2 separate regions of the Homo sapiens genome follow, and region 1 is linked to region 2. Evidence: chromatin loops called from intact Hi-C (ENCODE). Cell type or tissue: ascending aorta. All regions are shown on one strand. Links, peaks and the distances in the headings refer to the core of each region. The heading gives the core; the rest is flanking DNA.

Region 1 (9,876 bases), core at 526-8,525, 280 kb before region 2:
AGTTTAACAAGACCCATGGTGTCTGTCTGACGGAGACATGACTATTTTTGGACTTTACGTAGCAGAATTCTTGTATCACAAGAATATTCATAGATATGTGTGATACGGGTCCACTTTGAGCATCTGAAAGTTCAGTTCTGGGTGCAGTCTGGTTTTTGTATGTGTTCTTGTAGTAGCAGTTTATTGCATAAGGAATAATTACTCCAGGGTTTTTGAAAAAAAAAAAAATTAAGTAGCAGTAGTAGCTAACACATAGATGCTTACTATGTGCCAGGCACTGTTTGAAGCTCTTGACATGCATTCCCTCTTGTAACTGTTTCAGCAGCCCCATTAGGTAGGTACTGTATGATTCCATTTTGCAGATGAGGAGACCCAGGCTCAGGGAGGTTAAATAACTTGCCCAGCGTCATAGAGCCAGAGAGGAGCAGAGCATGGAGTCTATGTGCCAAACCCCCTTGCACCCACCCCTCTATTTGGCCGTTGTTCATATTTATCCTATTTACTTCAAGTTATCTCATATACAAGAGATAAAACACCACATAGAAAGTTGCTGTGCCTGTTATATTCCCAGTCCTTGCTTCGTCCCCTGTCCCATCCATGTGAGGTGTATCCCCCAGTTCCTTTTTCAAATACATTTACATAGGTGTCATATTTATGGACAATAGAGAATGTTATTTTTCATGCTTCAACATTTGCATAAGTGGTAATATACTCTATATCCATTGTAGAACTCGCTTTTTCCTCCATTTCCACCATTATGATGTGAGTGTTGTCTATGTTGATATGAATCCATTTCTCTGCACCATCCAGTTCTGTAGTTGCTGGCCACATTTGGATGCTGAGCAGTGATATGTGACTGCTGGAATTGAGATGTACGGTGAGTGTAAAACACCCGGTTTCAAAGACAGTAGGAAAAACAGTAAAATATCCTATTAATAATTTTCATATTGATTACTTGTTGAAATTATAATATTTTGGACATATTGGGTTAAATAAAATGTATCATTAAAATTAGCTTCACCTATGTTTTCTCTCTCTTTTTTTTTTTTTTTTTTTTTGAGACAGAGTCTCGCTGTATCGCCCAGGCTGGAGTGCAGTGGTGTGATCTTGGCTCACTGCAACCTCTGCTTCCCAGCTTCAAGCAATTCTCCTGCCTCAGCCTCCCAAGTAGCTGGGACTACAGGTGTGTGCCACCACGCCCAACTAATTTTTGTATTTTTAGTAGAGATGGGGTTTCACTATGTTGGCTAGGCTAACCTCAAGTGATCCACCCGCCTTGGCATCCCAAAGTGCTGAGATTACAGACATAAGCCATGACACCCGACCTGTTTTCTTATTTTTTAATATGGCTGCTAGAAAACTGAACACCGCCTCTGCGGCTTGCATGTTTGGCTTACATTTTTATCAAAGGGCAGTGATGTGGATCATTCCTCTTAGCTGCTGTCTGTCTGGGTTTTGTTAATTGGTGAAGTAAGAAGTCCTAAATCTAATAGCAAGAAGAATTACTATTTACTGCGCACAGATATTTACTCTAAGTGCTTTACAAGTAATGGCCCATTCAGTCTTGCGAGGTGGCATGGCTGCACGAAGTGAGATTAAGCAATTGCCCAGTCACGAAGCTCCAAGGAGGCTGAGTTGAGGCTGAAGTCAGGCGGCTGCCTCCAAAGCCTGACCTTGTAACCACTAACTGGACAAGGCCCCGTGAGAAACGGCATAAATCCACCTAAGAAAGCAATGACCTTAGAGCTTCCCTTGTGGTGGGGTGAAGTTTCCTTCACCACAATACATTGTCCTTACATATCAATGGAGCATCTGTCTTTCCTGACTTTTAACAGAGCAGGTTATAAACAGACACACATTTGTTGTGGCAATTTCAGCTTTAATGAAACCAGCACAGGCAGTATTTTTCTGACATCCGCTTGCAACATTATGAAGTCAGCTTTACTCTTTGCCACTAATTATATTAACTATTTTTAGGGCAAACTGTCAATGCACCATACTGGTTCATGCTTCCTAGGTTTTCAACCTGTTTTCTTTAGCCATATCTATTTATACCTCAAGTGTTTTTTCTTTTAAGAAGCATCCTCATTTTTCTGACAATGATATAGTTGTGGCTCATAATTAAGTTATAAAACACTCTGGGAGGGCAAAGATGACGTGTGATTGCCATGGGGATATTATTGATGAATATTGGATTGGTTTTTGAATTCTGAATTCAAACCCACTTTAACATTTTGAATCATAAAGTTACAGAACTGGTAGGGATCCGAAGTCTCTTTAGTGTTGGTTAAGATCATAGACTTGGCATCAGCAACTGCGTTGACCCTTAGGCTGGGATCTTAACCATTGTAAGTCTTGGTTTTCTCATCTAGAAAATGGGGATCCTGACATCCATCTTCTAGACCTCTGTCTGTGGATTGAGACAGTGACTGTAACTCTGTTCCCTGTATCTACTTTTACTCCATGGTAGTTGTGGTAATTACTATTATTATTACTATTACTATATCATCTTTCCCCAGATGACTCCAAGGGTATACAGTCTCTTCAAGCACATCTGGCCTTTTTCTCCTCCATGCTCAACCAGAACTCTTGAACTTTCCCTTAGTTGGAGAGGTCAATGGTTAGAAGGAAGAAAACTCCGCAACCCACTCCCTCCCTTTGCTCTCTCTCTGGGGCACCGTGGGCAGCTCTTGCTGCAGAGAGCTGTGCTGAGGCCCTTTACTACAGAACCTGTACAGCGCACCCTCCAACAGCACTTCCATCTATGGTCCTACTCCCCAAGGATCTGCCTCCGCACAGCCCTCCCAATGTGCCTGAAAATATCAGCATTGATCCTTTCCCTGGCCACCTTGCTCTTAAGGCTCCTGTTCATCATGCTATGTGGATGTGGACCTCCTCGCCTCTCTGTACTGCCCATGATGGTGGATTACAGCAGAATGGGCTCACCAGTTGACAGCTTTCCCCACTCATGTCTTCTACTCACTAGCTAAGCTTGGGGTGGGTGTCCCCATTGCCCGGAAAATTACTACACAGCCCTCATATCAAACTTGTTTTGAGAAGCATAACCATAAACCCATCTTTGGCCTATGATCCTAGGGAGTCCTCATGCCAACAAGACCTTTTGGGGTCAGCCACGCATGTGAAGTTAGAATGCAGTTTAGGCTGTGCCATGAATCTGAACTAAATATGATTTTAGGGGTGAGGAAACTGGGACCTAGGGGCTTGGGGAACTGGCCCGAAGGTATGGAGAGTACCTGACCTTGTCGTTCTTCCAGGATATGATATTTACTCCTGGCACCAATCCCCTCTACCTTGTACTGAAAGCAAGGACAGCCTGCCTGCAACCACACATACAGGTGGCCATCCAGCAGGTGCATACTAAATGTGTGTTGAGTTGAATTATTAGACTCTTTCTAAGCAACCTTGCAGCATTGAAGGGACCGCAATCCCTTTGCCTCTGCGTCCTTAGGGCTAAACTCGAGGTCTCGATGTCTTGCACTGTGGGCTGGGCCGGGTTTGGTGCCTCACCCAGCAGGTAAGTGCTGTCTACGCCTCCCACAGGTCCAGTGGCTCCTCTCCAGACTTGGGTGCACTGGGCCAGGCTGCACCTTACTAATCTCAAGGCTTCCTGTGTTTGTGGCTTTGGGGCCCTCTTCATCGTGTGAATAGGAATAAGAAGATTGTTATTTCTGGCCGGGTGCAGTGGCTCACGCCTGTAATCCCAGCACTTTGGGAGGCCGAGACGGGCGGATCACCTGAGGTGGGGAGTTCGAGACCAGCCTGATCAACATGGAGAAACCCCGTCTCTACTAAAAATATAAAATTAGCCGGGCGTGGTGGTGCATGCCTGTAATCCCAGCTACTAGGGAGGCTGAGGCAGGAGAATCGCTTGAACCCGGGAGGCGGAGGTTGCGGTGAGCCGAGATCGCGCCACTGCACTCCAGCCTGGGCAACAAGAGCGAAATTCCGTCTCAAAAAAAAAAAAAAGATTGTTATTTCTGAAATAAACCCCTATTTCTCACTATTTAATAATTTAGCAATCTTGACTCACAATCCAAATCCAGGCACCCCAGACCCACCCACGGCCCGTTGCCTAGCAACAGCCTCCCCACCCCCGCCTCCGCGCCTTTTCCCGCCGACTGCCCAGTGCGCACGCTCAGAGCCTTCCTCCACACCCCGCCCCTGCAGGGCGCGCGGTGGTGACGTGTAGAGTGCGCGACGCTTTTGGCGACCCGACCTCTGGCTAACCTACCCCCGGAGCCATGGCCTCTGCTGGGGTGGCAGCCGGGCGACAGGCGGAGGATGTATTGCCGCCAACGTCCGACCAGCCGCTGCCTGACACCAAGCCGCTGCCGCCTCCTCAGCCGCCGCCGGTCCCTGCGCCTCAACCGCAGCAGTCGCCGGCGCCACGGCCTCAGTCACCTGCCCGCGCGAGGGAGGAAGAGAACTACTCCTTTTTACCTTTGGTTCACAACATCATCAAATGGTAAGAACCTAGGAGAGGACCAGGCCCCATACTCCCTCCAGCTTCTCCTCTCAGCCGTTTCAGAGCTGCAAGAGGCCTTGGCGCTCTGGGGCACGCCCCCGTTTCACAGATGGGGAAACTCAGACCCAGAGCGGGAAGAGGCCTTTCCCAAGACCACAGAGACATTCCATGAGTTAAGCAAACGATTTGAGCCTCGAGAGGTGCGATATCCTTAAGAATGAAGCCAGCTTAGAGACTAAATGCAGACTCTTGTCCAGCGGCTCAAATGTTCATCCCAGCGATCTTGAGCAAATTAAATCTCTTTAAGCCTCAGTTTTCTCACCTTTAATGTTGGTAATACTCACTTTAGTTCCTTAGTTCAGCAAACTCAACAGATAAGCATCATCTTCCCTGTGCCAAGTGCTACGGGATGGACGCAGTAAAAGGGGCCAACTTTTCACCCCCAAAGGTTTAGATAGAAGGAAAAAAAGACATGATTGGGAATAACCCACAATTCAAAAAGATTGAGACGGGAGTGGTGGCGATGGGAAACATTAGACTAAGCAGAAACACAGAAGTTGCCTCAGATGATTAGACCCACTTGTACTGACTTTGTTCTAACAGTACCAAAGGAAATAATTGTTGTCATCCTTTTGGCCAGCCTTCAGGGTAGCCTGAGTTTTCAAAGTGACTCTGTAGAGGAAAAACCAAAAACAAAAACACAAAAGTCTCACTGATCCTTATGTTTGCCTAAATTATTATTTTTTTTGAGAGAGGGTCTCGCTCTGTCACCCAGACTGGAGTACAGTGGCGTGATCTCGGCTCACTGCAGCCTCAACCTCCTGGCCTCAAGCCATCCTCCCACCTCATCCTCCCAAGTAACCGGAACCACAGGCATGAGCCATGGCACCCAGCGAATTTTTGTATTTTTTGTAGAGATGGAGTTTCACCATGTTGCCCAGGCTGTAAATTATTTTCATTATGTTACTTCACTGTATATCCACGTGATACTAGGTGTAAACCCCTAGGCTTGTAACTCTTACTCAACCATTAAAGACCAAAACAAAGTAAATTAAAAGAAAATTACGATTCCAGTAACATTCAGGTGAACATGAATGTGCTCTTCACTGTTTTACTGAAATGGAATTGTTACAACGTGAAGGTCTTGACTGTTAGTGGCCCACCCACTTTTGAGTTTAAGCAAATTAGATTCACTTGCTGTGGGATGACCTGATGCTCTTCTGCCACTTTTCAAATAACTACAAAGGCTTTGTTCTCACATTAGACCCTGGCTTCATTTGGTTTCACTTGGTGTTTAAATACTGTTTATAGGGGCCAGGCATGGTGTCTCATGCCTGTAATCCCAGCACTTTGGGAGGCCAAGGCGGGCGGATCACGAGGTCAGAGTTTGAGACCAGCCTCGTCGACATGGCAAAACCCCATCTCTACTAAAAACACAAAAATTAGCCGGGTGTGGTGGCGGCTGCCTGTAATCCCAGCTACTCAGGAGGCTGAGGCAGGAGAATCACTTGAACCCGGGAGGTGGAGGTTGCAGTGAGCCGAGATCATGCCATTGCACTCCAGCCTGGGCAACAAGAGCAAGACTCTGCCTCAAAAAAAAAAAAAAAGTAATGCTTATAGGATAAGGCAGCCTATTCAGTTTTCGTGAGCCTGTGATAATGATCATAGACAGAAATACATATGGAGCCCCTGTAATCCTAGGGCAGTGCTGGATTATAAAGGGTTTATTCTGATTAACCCTAGTTTACTGGTTTTAAGAAAAATGTGGAAAAATGAAAACACAAAATGTACACATTCACAAGGACAGCTCTTGAACTCCCCAAGAGTATATTCTTGAGCCCTGGTAGAGCAGCTGGGTTGGGTTGGCCTTAAAAGATGTAGTAGTAAGTTATACTAGAGAGAACAGGCTTTGAAGTTAGACAGCCCTGTGTTCAAATCTGTGTACTGACATTTTCTTGCCTTCTAATCTTGATATAAATGCCTAACCTTTCTAGGCCATAATCTTCTTATCTCTAATATGTCCATAGTGGACCTCAAAAGAGAGGTTCAGATTATGTCATAGCTCTATAATGTGCTGACTGGGTGACCTTGGCAAGTAGCTTAGCTTCTCTGAGCCTGTTTTTCTCTTGTGAAATGGGAATGCTTATGTCATAGGATTGTTGGGAGATGTACTCAGGAGTGTACCTGTGAAACATAGTGGGTTGATCACATGTGCTTGTCTCTGTTCCATCTAAAAGGACAGAGAAGGGAGTTTAAAAAAAAAAAAAAGCATAAAACCTTCAGACATGGTGGTTCATGCCTGTAATCCCAACACTTTAGGAGGCTGAGGCGAGCCGGTCGCTTGAGCCTGGGAGTTCAAGACCAGCCTGGGCAACATGGCAAAACCCCGTCCCTACAAAAAATACAAAAAAAATTAGCCAGGCATGGTGGTGTGTGCCTGCAGTCCTGGCTACTTGGGAGGCTGAAGTGGGAGGATCACTTGAACCCAGATCATGCCACTGCATTCTAGCATGGGTGACAGAATGAGACCCTGTGTCAAAAATAAAAAGCATAAAACCAAAAAGAATAGGACAGGAGATGATTGCCACAAAGTGGATGACCAGGGCTAATTCATCTACCAACTCCTAAGCACCTGGTTTGTTAACCATGGCCTATCCCCAGATCTCAGGAACTCTAGTGCAAGGACCCCCTGGAAATAGGGGTGAAGGTGGGTCTAAGAACAGGAAGATTACTTGGAAGTCTGTTTAAGAAGCAGGTCCCCACAGTCCTGTCCCACCTCCCATCCCCTCCAAGCGGCCGGGTGACTACCCTTCTTCCAACTTGGCAGATGGTTAAAAGGTTACTCTCCCGAGATTTATTCTTAGGAAGGAATAAGCCAGAGAGTACCTTGACTGTGGGACACCAGGCACACTGCAGGGGTAGGTAGGGGGAGCCATACTGAAAAGAGGGATTAAGAGAAAGTTCACAGTCTGAAGAGAGACACCACCCGAGCCTTCCCCCACCTGGCTTCTAGATTGGCAGCCAAAGAGAGTGGAAGTGCCCTCTCTATGGTGCGTGACCAATTAAGAGAAAAGACATTGGAAAAAAAAAAAGCCTAGTCAATTAATTCTGAGAAAATGAACAAGCATCACTCATTTGCAGAGCTTCCACTAAGCCTTTTAGTGTTTTATTCTTAAATATATGAGTGGATGGCCAAGGTCACTAAGCATAGGAAGAAACCCCCTGGTAAGAAAGACACGGGTCAGGCGCGGTGCCTCATGTCTGTCTGCAAGCCCAGCACCTGGGCAGGCTGAGATGGGAGGATAGCTTGAACCCAGGGAGCTGAGGCTACGGTGAGCCATGATCGCACTGCTACACTTCAGCCTGGGTGACATAGACTCTGTCTCAAAGAAGAAAGAAAGAAAGAGAGGAGACAGAGAGAGAGAGGAAAAAAGAGAAAGACAAGACAGAAGAGCAGAAAAAGCCACGTGGAGGAAACAGTAGCCACAAAGGAATGGAGTGGTTCTGCAGCTGTAAACATGAGAAGAGGCTAGGATCCAACCTGCAAACCTTCAGTATAGGCGTGTCTTTGAGTTTATAGGCAAATGAGGGAGGAATAAGGGCAGAGGAGGAAGGGAGAGGAGACCTCGTGAAGCCTGGGGGAGTCAGAAGGCTTGGTAAGAGTGATGCCAACAATGAGTCTTCAATTAGGAAAGGGAGGCAGGAGGAATGTTGGTATAGGAAAAACATGTAAGGACACGAAGCCAAGAAATAGCATCTACTCATGGGAGTCAGCTTCTAGCTTGGTGGTGTTGAGCATACATCCAAGGCAGGAAGAGGTGGCTGGGGAGGAGGGAAGAGCCAGGAAACAGAGTGCAGGTGTCTTCTGAGGGATGGGGAGCTAGTGAAACTGTCAGGCTGGAAGCCAGTCAAGACACAGTACTGGCGGGTGGAGATGAGGGCTGGGACCATGTCCGGTCCACCCAGGTGGCGCTCTCTGGCCCTGGGTCCCTTCCTTTCCTATAACTTCCCCAATGATCCTTTTATTCTTTGTTTACTTCTTGCACAGGGGTGAGTAAGGAGGTAAAATCTGAAGTAGTGAATTTAGCCTTTCTTGTTCTCATAAAGAATTCAGAGTTTTTGAAAAATTATTTAATAAAAGTAACAACTGCAAGTTTAGAAGTACAGAGAAACGTAAAATGGAAAATGTGTTCCTTCCCCCAAGTCCCCTCACCTGTAGTAACTGCTGTTAATACTTTCCTAAGTTCCTTCTGGGAATTACATATGAATGTCATTTCAAAAATTTATACAAATTGAGATCACGTCGTACTTGACTTTTTTCACTGATTAGTCTCTTTTGGCCACCTTTCCATACTGCACATAAAGATCTACCTCATTAAGGCAGCTGCAGAAAATTGCATCTTGTGGATGCAGCATAACTGATGGAACTGGTTTTCTGTTGATGGTCTTCTAGCTGTTTTTCTTATTCTTGCTATTACCAGCACAGTGCTGGGGTTAGCATCTTTGTGTAGGAGTAAGTTTATGATCAGATAAATCCCAGCAGTAGAATTGCTGGGGCATAGGGTACAAACATTTTTTATAGTGATAGTTATGCTAAATTTAGAGCACTACGTCTTTTTAGCTAACTCTTTTCCAAAATTCAGTCCTTGTAGACTAGACTGCTTCAGTTAACCTAAAATGGCCTATAAATCTGCCACCCAGAAAGCATTAAACAAAAATTAAAGTTGTAGACGGATTCTACAAGTACCCATGGATATGAAATGGAAACAGGGCCTCTCCCTTCACTCCTCCCAGCTCCCTTGCAAAGCTGTGTAATATTCCACTTTATGAACGTGCTGTCGTTTATGTAAACAGTTTCTTGCTCAAGGACACCGTCATTGTTTCTGCATTTTGCTGTTGGAATCAGCACTGCAGCAAGCATCTTTGCCCATGCTATCTTGGTGAACTCTTGGTAGTCTCTGTGGGGGTAAATTTCTAGCAATGGGATATGTGAATCTGTTTGGGTCACTATGAGCAAAGAATGCCCTGATCTATGCTTCCACCAACAGTTTTTGTGTCTTTCCCCATCACCTGCCATCACCATTAAACTTTTAACTTTGGCAAATCTCATAGGTCAGAAATGATATATTGATCTTTCATTAAGTTAGGTAAAGCATCCCTTCATAGGCGATTTTATATGTCACTTTTATTTTTCCCTATAAACTGTCCATTTCTCTGTTAGATTTTTTTATGTACAGAAAGGAAATAATGTGTGTCAAATGTACTGTAAATACTTCCTCCAGGTTGTTGCTTTTCTTTTGACTTTGTTCATAGTCATGGTTTTTCTATTTGTTTTTCATTCAGATGCATATAATTTCATGTAGTCAGATTTGTTAGGCCTTTCCCTTATG
Region 2 (9,876 bases), core at 886-8,885:
AGGCCACAGGAGTGCTTGGTAGGTCCAGGTGGAGCCATCAATTGTCAGACATGCAAAAAACTTGAAAAGATATCTCAAAAGGGCCAGTCTGGCTGGGCACAGTGGTGCATGTCTATAATCCCAGTGCTTTGGGAGGTAGAAGCAGGAGGATCTTTGAGCCCAGGAGTTTGAGACCATCCTGGGCAACACAGTGAGACCCCATCTCTACAAAAAATTTAAAAAATTAGCTGAGCATGGTGGAGTGTGCCTGTGGTCCCAGCTACTTGGAGGCTAAGGCTGGAAGATCACTTGAGCCTGGGAGGTCGAGGCTACAGTGAGCTGTGATCGTGCGACTGCACTCCAGCCTGGGCGACAGAGCAAGACCAGTTCTACCTGGCTAGGGTGGCCCCAGAGTCATGGCGGAAGGCGAAAGGCATGTCTTACATGGTGGCAGGCAAAGAATGAGGACACCCAATCTTCTTTACTCATTCATCTAACACTGACTGTGTGGCCTGGCACCCACCAGGAATGTCCCTGCCCTCAAAGTCTTTACAGGCTGTTGGAGATGGGGCAGATGCCCAAATAAGTCATTGTTGTCCCAGGTAGTGCCATGCCAGGGGCCATCCAGGGAGCTGAGGGCCCAGTAAAAAGGCACTTAAACTCAAATGCATGGAGAAGGGGACAGCCAGGGTGTGATTAGGGAAGACTTCCTGAAGGAGGTGCTGCTCCGAGAAGGTTGATTGGGTGGTTTTTGTAGGGGTTTTCTTGTTTCCACTTTTTAAATAACTACTTCATGCCACATGCTATTAGGTGCTTTTCACATACATCGTCATGTTTAATTTGTACCAACAACCCTGTGAGATAGGAAATAGCTTCCGTATGTTAGCAGTGAGTAAGCTAAGGATCAGAGAGGGGAGGTTGCTTGGACAACTGGCTTAGCCATGATTAGAACTCCAATAGGTTCTTAAATGATGATAGAAAAGGTGTAGGAGGATGGGAGCCGAGGCTGGCATACCTGGCAGAAGAAACAGTGTACGCACGCGTATGTCGGTGGGGCACTGTGGTGTGGAGGGCTGCAGGGCTTGGTAGCACTGGAGTGAGCAGAGGCGAGCCTGAAAGCTGGCGGCAGGGACCTCAGGGGCCATGACAGGTATGTGAGTCAAGGGAGTGATGTGGTCCCGCTACAAATCACTGGGGGCTTCAGCCCCTAATGGGACCTCCTCTAGCTGCACCCCCCTCCCTGCCTGTGCCCTTTTTGGCACCTGGTGGCAGGCACACCTCAAAGAACTGCTGCATCTGTTCCTGCTTCTGACCTCAGGAGACAGCAGCAGGGCTGGCATGGAGCATCAGGGAAATGCACAACAACACATCAGCCCCTGGGGGCCTCCTGGATCTCCCCACGAATCCTGCAATACCCTTCACAACCATCCCCGTCCAGAAAGAGGCTGAATGGCGGCCAGCATCTGCCCGTCAGCAGAGAGTTCCCGCTCTTAGCACCAGCTCGCCTGAGCTGCCTCCAGGGACAGTCCTGCCCGCCTCCCCAGAGAGCCAGTGCTTCCGCTGCCGCCTAATAGCTCTCCCGGCTGGAGACGACTCTTGATATTTAGCCTGCGTGGCAGGAGCCTTAATAGCAGCAACTCTCCCTCCCTGCTCCTGCCTCCTGAGCCCCAGAGACAGCTCTGCTCACCTCCTAGCCGGCATCCTCCACGCACTGCCTAGGCATCAGGCGGAGGTCTTTCTGCCCACTCTTGGTAACATCAAGGAATGAATGAGCATCCAGGAGCACTTCGAGTGTGCTATTTTCTCCTCTGAGATTCAGAGATGCCCTTTGAGAGGCTATTAGCATGGCCACAATTTAAATATGAGGAAACTGAAATTCAGAGAGGGGATGTGATGGAGATGGCTCACTTTCGCTTCATCTTCCCCCCCTCTTGGTACCAGGAAGTGGACCATGCTCCTTCAGGCCTCAGGATCTTTGCCTCTGCTGGTCTTTCTTGCCTGGAACTCTCTCTCCTCCTTCTCTCTCATAGATCTCATCTCAGAGAAGCCTTCCTGCCCTGGTTTATTTACTAAGGTTGGTCCTTCTTGCCATACTGTAAGCTCCATGAAAGTGGGGAGTTCCCCTACCTTCTGTTGCTCCCCTCTGTATCCCCAGCACCCAGCATAGGGCATGTAGCTCCACTAGGGCCTCATTAAGTATTTATTGAATGAGCAAATGAGTGAATGGATAAGCACATGCCTGTACTAGTTAGGGTAAGATCAGCTGCAGCAACAAACCAACCTAGCATTTCTAGATGGAGGTTTGTATTTCCGGAGGATGGTGAGTATTTCTGGTGGGTGGAGGTTTCCTCCACATGGCAATGTGGCCGGGGCATGGTCTGCATCAAGCTGGCTTAGTGTGGAGGGTCCACCCTGGAAGGAGATATCACTTGCATTCACATTCCATTGGCTGGAGCACAGTCATGTGACCATGCCCAGCTGCAAGGAAGGCTGGGAAATGTAGTCCAGCTGTGGCTCCAAGGACGGAGAACAGGTTTTCGTGACTCCAAATCTTCCCATAGGTTGCTGTATTGGTCTCTCTAATCAGCAGAGCCAACCGTTACCGAGTCCTTGTCACTATACCCTGTTGTAAGCCCTTTTCTCAAATTAGTCCATTTTATTCTTACAACAGCCCTACAGGAGGGTATTATAATTAGCCCAGTTTACTGATGAGCAGGCAGGGGCTCAAATGACATGTTAAGGGGAAAATACCCATTAGAAACATGATGGGCCGGGCACGGTGGCTCATGCCTGTAATCCCAGCACTTTGGGAGGCCGAGGCGGGTGGATCACCTGAGGTCGAGAGTTTGAGACCAGCCTAACCAACATGGAGAAACCTTGTCTCTACTAAAAATACAAAATTAGCCGGGCATGGTGGTGCGTGCCTGTAATCCCAGCAACTTGGGAGGCTGAGGCAGGAGAATCGCTTGAACCTGGGAGGCGGAGGTGAGCTGAGATTGCACCATTGTACTCCGTCTCAAAAAAAAAAAAAAAAAAAAAAAAGAAAAGAAACACATGATGGGTGTCTGGAGATGCAGCAGCCAAAGGCTGAGACCCTCACCCCTGACTCCACCAAACATTACAGATATTCAAATAGACAGGCCAGTGTCCAGAAGAAATTTATGCGGGCTGAGCCACAGTTGCTGGCCTTTGTTTTCTCTGGTTTTGTGCTTGTCCAAGGGTGGGGAGGTGGTTGAGTACATCTCTCTGAGGGTCTGGGCCAGGGCTCAGCACTTCATCATTTCAGCTGTCCATATTTGGAGGGCATCTGTTTCCTTCCGCCTTCCACAGAGGAGGAAGATGGGTACACATGTGGCTAGTAACCATTAGCCGTCGACTTCCGGTTTTGTCTTTCTGGCTCTTTATGATTGACAAGTGCTGGCATGTTGGCCTTTCTGCCCCTTAGCAGCCCTCCATGCAGGAAAGCGGGAGGGAGGGGTGTGTGGCCAGTGCTAGGATGGGGTCTGTATGGAAGAGTAGCTCCAGGAAGTGGAGCCTCATCAAGGCAGGTAGCCCACGCTTCCCGAGGAGGTGACATTTGGTCGGGCTTTGAAGGCTAAGGTGGGAGTCTGTCAGACTGAAAAGGAAAGGCATGCCAGGCAGAGGGGCCTGTGCAAAGGCTAAGAGAGCCTGGCTTCTCGGCTCCTGTGTCTGCTTTGCCCCTAGAGCTTGCCCAGAACAGTGACCTAAGTCTGAGATCCTTCCGACCCACACTGCAGAGGGAATGTCTCCTAAAACTACTGTTTATCTCACCTCAAGCTGGTGTTTTCCCCTTGTCCGTAGAGAAGGAAAGGGTAGCAAAAAAAGAAGGAAGGTGAGGAGGGAAAGTGAACAGAGAGCGACTGGACTGAGCACCTGCTGGCTTGCTCTGCTGTGTCACTGCCATAACTCTTCCCTAGCTATGCACCGTGGCCCCTTGCTCTCCTGCGGGCACACTACTGCCTTGGGCCTTTGCACGCACTGGCCGCCTGTCCTGCCTGCAGTGCTCTTCCTGGAGAGCCACAGGGCCGATTCCTCCTTCTCCTTAGAGTCTTCTCTCAAATTACCTCTCTTGATGAGGCCTGCCAGACCACCTTATTTAAAACTACGAACCTAGTACCCGTTCCCCTTAGCGAATGTTTCCCCCAGAGCACTCAGTCGCGGTGTAACGCCCTGTACAATTTACTGATTTATGTTGCTGCTTATTGGCTGCCTCCCTTCCGTGCGTCTCCCCAACTCCTCCCATAGAAGCCACCAAGGGCAGAGTTTTTTTTTATTTTTTGTTTTTTTAATCTCTTATAGTGGTGGATCTCAAGCACCCGAACATAGTAGGCACTCAATAAATGTTTGTTGAAGTATGAGTGAATTCAGCCCTGGGCAAAACGTGACCCCATTTCACAGACTAGGAAGTGGAGGCCCAGGGTCTTGCAGCCCTGTGGGGAGAGGGCTGCCCAGCGCCCCGCAGGAGCCTCCCGCCCGGCATACCCACGGGCCAGTGCCGGGACTGGGCGCGGGGCGGCGCGCGGGCGCAGGTAGCCATGGTGACAGCGCCCCAGACTACTCGTATTTCCTGCCTTTTGTGTTCGCACATGCCCCAGCCCCCAGCCCGGGCAGACGCCCCTGATTGGCCGTCACACTGCGGAGGGGCGGGGCGGGGTGAGCGGAAAGGGGCGGGGCTGACCTGTGGGCGGGGCCCCCGGGGCGAGGCTGGTCTTGTACTGGCGCGCGCTGCCTGTGATTAACAGGCGGGCGCGGCCGCGCGCGGCTGGAAAGGGGCGGGGCTTCCGGAACAGCCGCCCCGGGAGCCTGGGATAGGGGTGAGTGCTCCTTGATGGCGGCCCCGAACAAAGGACGCCTCCAGACCCGGGCTTCCTGTCCGTAGTTTTTCTTGGCCCTTGGAGTCTGAGAGTGAGAGGCCTGCTAGGCCAGCGCCCCCTAATCCTCATCCGGCCGTGGGTGGCCAGGCACTGCAGACGTGTCCCCGGGGGCCGACCACCTTACTTGCCACGCTGGCCCCTCCCTCTCCTCACCACCACAGGGCCTTTGCACGTCATTCCTGGACACTCTTAAAGTCCTTCTTTCCGGCCGATTCCTCACCCCCTCAGGAGGCTCTCCACACAGACCGTGACCTGCCCTGCCTGGCACTCCTCTGCCCAGCGTTTATATCTCTTTTTGTGCACTCTCCGCCCTCATCACACGTGTGCCTCAGGGCAGGGCCCTGTCTGTGGCCTGGCACACAGTAGGTGCTCGGTTTGTGTTGTTGAATGCCTCCATTCATCAGGTTGCCTGAGGCTTCCTTGGTGGGTGGTGCCGGCTGTACTGGCCCGGGACTTGGGAGGAAGGGAGACAGATGTGCCTTCAGACCCAGACACAGAAGAGTTTGTCTCCAAAGCCAGGGCACTGGGTCAGTGTCTGGCCTGGACCCCAGGCCCGAGGAGCCTGGTTTGGTGTGTGCCCTTGGTGAATGGCCTACTGTGCTGGCCAGACAGGAGCCCCAGGGGCTGGCCCTGCCTCAGGAGGAAGGCAGGGTCACAGACACAGGCTGGAGGGGCCTGGAGTGAGGGCTGCTCAGGACCCCTGCCGACCAGACCTGGGAGCCCCAGCATCTGACTCTTCGTTTGTGTATTACTTGCTGTGCCTTGTCCTGGCTTGACAGGGTTGGAGTGGGGGTTGGAGTGGTAGAGCAGCGAGAAAATCTCCACACCCCTTACCCCCATGGCACTCCCACAAAACAAAAGGGAGCTAAACTCATGAAATCGGCTTCACGGTTATACATGGATAGCCTTTTGGGAGTTGGGTGATCTCTGGGGTATATACATTGTTTCCTCACCAACACCAAAAGAAAATGCAATTTGAGCCAAGCTAATAACAATGTATTAAATCAGAGCTTCCTGAGCTTTGCTGGGTGCTATAAACCACCCCGAAGTTTGTACTAGGAGCAGATTCCTGGGCTCAGGCCACCCTCAAATCACAGATTTTAAGGGGTGGGGCTCAGGAATGCCCTTTTATTCAAACTGCCTGTGTGTGGTTTTGATACTCAGTCTTAAGTCCATCATTTGAGAAATGGAATGACAGATATCTGTGTCTCAGAACACATTTGAACTCCTCTCCAGGCTCTAGAAAGTCTACCGTTCTCTGCCCCAGACCCTGGCTCCAGATTCAAGTCTAGACTGGAGGAACTGTGGATCCTTTGGGATTTGGAAAAAAGTTCTAGACCCTCTTCAGAAAAATGTGCTTGTCCACACACACTTCAACTTTGCATTGGATCTCAAGGTCTCATACCTGGGCTGGGTGGTCTGTAAAGCAGGGGAGACCTATTTGGGGAAAGGCCTCCATGCTGACACTCACCTGAACCTAGGGCCAAAGTGTATGGTTGTACAAGTTGTACATTGTACAAGGATCCCTGGAAGAAATCGAGCCACTGGCCAGCTGTGCAGCCTGGCACCTGGGGTGTCTTCCTGTTTTGTACAAAGGCATTTTATGCCATTCGCCTAACCCAATCTTTTTTTTTTTTTTTTTTTTTTTTTTTTTTGAGACAGAGTTTCGCTCTTGCTGCCCAGGCTAGAGTGCAATGGCGCGATCTCGGCTCACCGCAACCTCCGCCTCCTGGGTTCAAGCAGTTCTCCTGCCTCAGCCCCCCGGGTTCAAGCAACTCTCCTGCCTCAGCCTCCCGAGTAGCTGGGATTACAGGCATGCGCCACCACACCTGGCTAATTTTGTATTTTTAGTAGAGACGGGGTTTCTCCATGTTGGTCAGGCTGGTCTCTATCTCCCGACTTCGGGTGATCCGCCTGCCTCGGCCTCCCAAAGTGCTGGGATTATAGGCATGAGCCACTGCGCCCAGCCTCCCTAACCTGATCTTTAATTCCCCTCCTGCCTCCCATGACAACTCAAGTTAGTGGCACTAGTAAAGTTACAGAAATTATGTGCCTTAGCCATGGGAAACCGGCCCTCTGTAAACTGTTATTAAAGCCATAACAAATAATATCCGACAGCCTGTACCTACTAGTGTTCAGTTCCTGGTACTCCAGAGCCCTAAGCGTTTTTGGGCAGTGGTTGGGGGGCTGCCACCAGGCCTCAACTTGGGTTAGGAAGATAGGGCAAGGGTGCAAGGCCCGTCTCTGCACAGAGGGTGGGAGAGAGGAGTAACTACATAGTAGGTGCTTGGTAAGCACTTTCCCAGTCTACATTCATTGGGTCCATTTTATAGATCAGGAAAACTGAGGCTCTGAGAGGGCTGGTAATTTGGATTAGAGAAGGCCCACCTGTCTGGAGCGGCTTTATGAACACAGGCTTTGGAGTGCGACAGCGGGGAGGTCAGGAGAGGAGAGGAAATAGCCATAGCTGTACCCCCACAACATTCACACCATGCCTCCCCCTGAAGGCTTTGCCTGACGTTTGGACTGTTTAGAGGGCTCCTCTGAGCTCCCACAGCCTGAGCCTTCCTGTCACGGTGCTGCCACCCTGGTTTAGCAGGCCTGTTTACACACTGTCACCCCAAGAGCCTGGCAGCACCCCAGTGCTGGACTGTGAGCCCTCCACACAGGGCCCAGCGCATGGTGTGTAATACAGCTCTATGGAATGCTGAGTGGCTGATTAAGTGGGCTCTAGCTTCTGGCAGCTTTGCTCCCTGGGTGGATGGGGCGGGAGTGATGCAGAAAGGAGAGGTGTAGGCCTAGAGTTAGGAGGGCAGGGAGAGCACTGGGCACTGGAACCACTTGGCAGGGTGAGTTGGCATTCCCTGTTTGCCACGACCTTGGGGTCACCCTCACCAACTTGCCCCAGCTGGGCCTGACTGAAGGGCAGGGGGCCTGGACATTGGAGCCCAGGGAGGGCAGAGGGTGGTAGACTCAGGAGAGAGCTCTTTGTTTGGGGGCATTTCTCCAGCAGAGACCCTTAGTCCCTCCAAGGAGCATGTCCTCCTCCATCAGTCAGTGTCCTAGCCAGCAGGGGTGCGTCCCCCCAGATCCTTCCCTGCTTATCCTATCCTGGGCCCAGCCATGCTTTCTCCCATGGGGTCATGTCATCCTGACCCTCAGATTTGGCTGGGTCGCCCCAGGGCTCTCTGACAAAGCCCAGCTCCTCCCCTGGCACCCAGCATCCCTCAGACCCGGCCTACACCCTGTCAAGCCCGCCTTCTCTTCACCCCAAGGCCTGCCGTGCCTCACAGCTTGGGCAGGGCTGTACCCTCTGCACACATCACCCTTCCCTATCCCCAACCCTCTCCCTTTAGTGATAAATCCAGCTGGCCGCTCTTTGCAGCTCACCAGGGACCAGTGTCCCCAGTGCGGCCCTCGGTGCACCCAGTCCTTACGTGAGCCCTAGCCACCATGGAAAGCCAGGAGGGCCTGGCCAGCCTCCATGTGGGGTCTGGTTGGTTATTGCAGGGCCTGTTGGGACTGCCTGTGTCCCTGTTCCCCTGGGACAGGAGTTCTGGAGCCTGCGAAACTTAAGCATCCATCATGGGACCTGGCACGGGGGTGCCTGGCCACAGCAGGAGTGAATGAATTTTTTTTTTTTTTTTGGAGACAGAGTTTTGCTCTTGTTGCCCAGGCTGGAGTGCAATGGTGTGATCTCGGCTCACCGCAACCTCTGCCTCCCAGGTTCAAGTGATTCTCCTGCCTCAGCCTCCCAGGTTGCTGGGATTACAGGTGCCTGCCACCATGCCTGGCTAATTTTGTATTTTTATTAGAGACAGGGTTTCTCCATGTTGGTCAGGCTGGTCTGGACCTCCTGACCTCAGGTGATCCACCTGCCTCTGCCTCCCAAAGTGCTGGGATTACAGGTGTGAGCACTGCACCTGGCATGAATGAATTTTTTTATTTTTGGAAACTCCTTTGAAATAGTGTGTTTGCTTTCCACTGTCTTGTTCTTCACCTTTACCTCCCTTACGTATAAAGGTAGATGCAGTCAAGTAAAGTGTGCTAGCTTCAAATCAGAAAATCTCCATAGAGTCTTCCGCAAATCCTTGAGCGCCTACTACGTGCTAATCTGTCCCAGGTGCTCAGGACACAGTGTGAACAAAATAGACCAAAAATCCTCTTAGTGAAGCAGACGCTTGAGTCGGGGGCACTGGAGAAAGCAAATCAGTTCGTCGGTAACGAGGCAGGGAAGTGGACGGGGAGGAAGAGGGGCTTCTGTGAAGGTGTGCTTGGCCAGGCCTCAGGCTTCCCACCTGTTCACTGGGGTGATGTGCTTGCCCGGTGGGAACGGTATTCTGTTCATGACTGTTGCCATTGTTATTAACCGCATGCCCATTGCCTTTCAGAGTTTGTGGGCCCTCTCGGGCAGCCCCCAGAGGGTGCTGAATGCCGGGCCCTGTGTACACTTCACCCTATCTCCGCGGGGTCAGGCTGGCCACCTCCATTTACAGAGGAGCAGATGGAGGCCCAGGGAGGGATAGGGTGGTGTCACATGCTTGGAGCGGGGTCCAGGGAGAGCTCTTGGCTCCCTGAGGCAGGGAGACCCTGAGCCCAGACACACCCCAGTTTATAAGTGGGGACAGCTGTGGAGGTGTTGGGTGCTCAGCCCTGGGCCTGGCTTCTCTGGCCTGAAGACGGCAGCTCATCTGGCTGCAGAGTCAGGAAAGATTTCCTGAGCCTGGACTGAGAGGCCAAGGTGGGTTTGCGGAGGCAGGAGAGAGCTCCAGATCAGGAGGCAGTGTGGGCCAAGCCGGGGGGCGGCAGGATGTGAGCACAGAGAGGGCAGCAACCCTTCTACAGACCAGTTCAATTCCAGTAACCCCAGCCTGCCGTAGGGGTGGGGGACAGCCTGGCTGCAGCGGGGCCCACCTGCCAGTGTGTGCCTTGCCTGCGCTCCACCTTCCCCCTCGGGCACTGCGGCTTTCTTGGGACAGCAGGACCCCAGTTAAACAGCCCT

The links. A loop is a pair of places that touch in the nucleus more often than their neighbours do. Peaks named below come from ENCODE experiments on the same cell type or tissue, not always from the same donor. Only the 100,000 strongest peaks of a DNase experiment are listed, where the experiment ranks them.
Region 1: a loop joins it to region 2, with 2.8 times the contacts of the local background. A loop is called at or near these places in 2 of 110 quality-filtered maps.

The regions. Positions count from the first base shown.
Region 1 is chr17:17,472,780-17,482,655 of GRCh38, forward strand. It overlaps MED9 (mediator complex subunit 9), which reads left to right and starts at 4,221. Exons shown (of 2, transcript NM_018019.3): 1 at 4,221-4,486. The coding sequence starts at 4,263. RefSeq lists an enhancer at 4,225-4,324. In ascending aorta, for the core only: no CTCF peak of the experiment used is centred there; DNase peaks (open chromatin) are centred at 4,202 and 4,561; H3K4me3 peaks cover 2,108 bases; H3K27ac peaks cover 630 bases.
Region 2 is chr17:17,747,693-17,757,568 of GRCh38, forward strand. The region is part of intron 2 of RAI1 (retinoic acid induced 1); the gene reads left to right. Among named protein-coding and RNA genes, the nearest start is that of RAI1-AS1, 14 kb to the right of the region's middle. RefSeq lists enhancers at 3,929-4,048, 4,563-5,264, 9,844-9,876 and a silencer at 4,389-4,858. In ascending aorta, for the core only: a CTCF peak has its summit at 4,480; DNase peaks (open chromatin) are centred at 1,431, 2,429, 4,659 and 8,020; H3K4me3 peaks cover 1,931 bases; H3K27ac peaks cover 3,847 bases.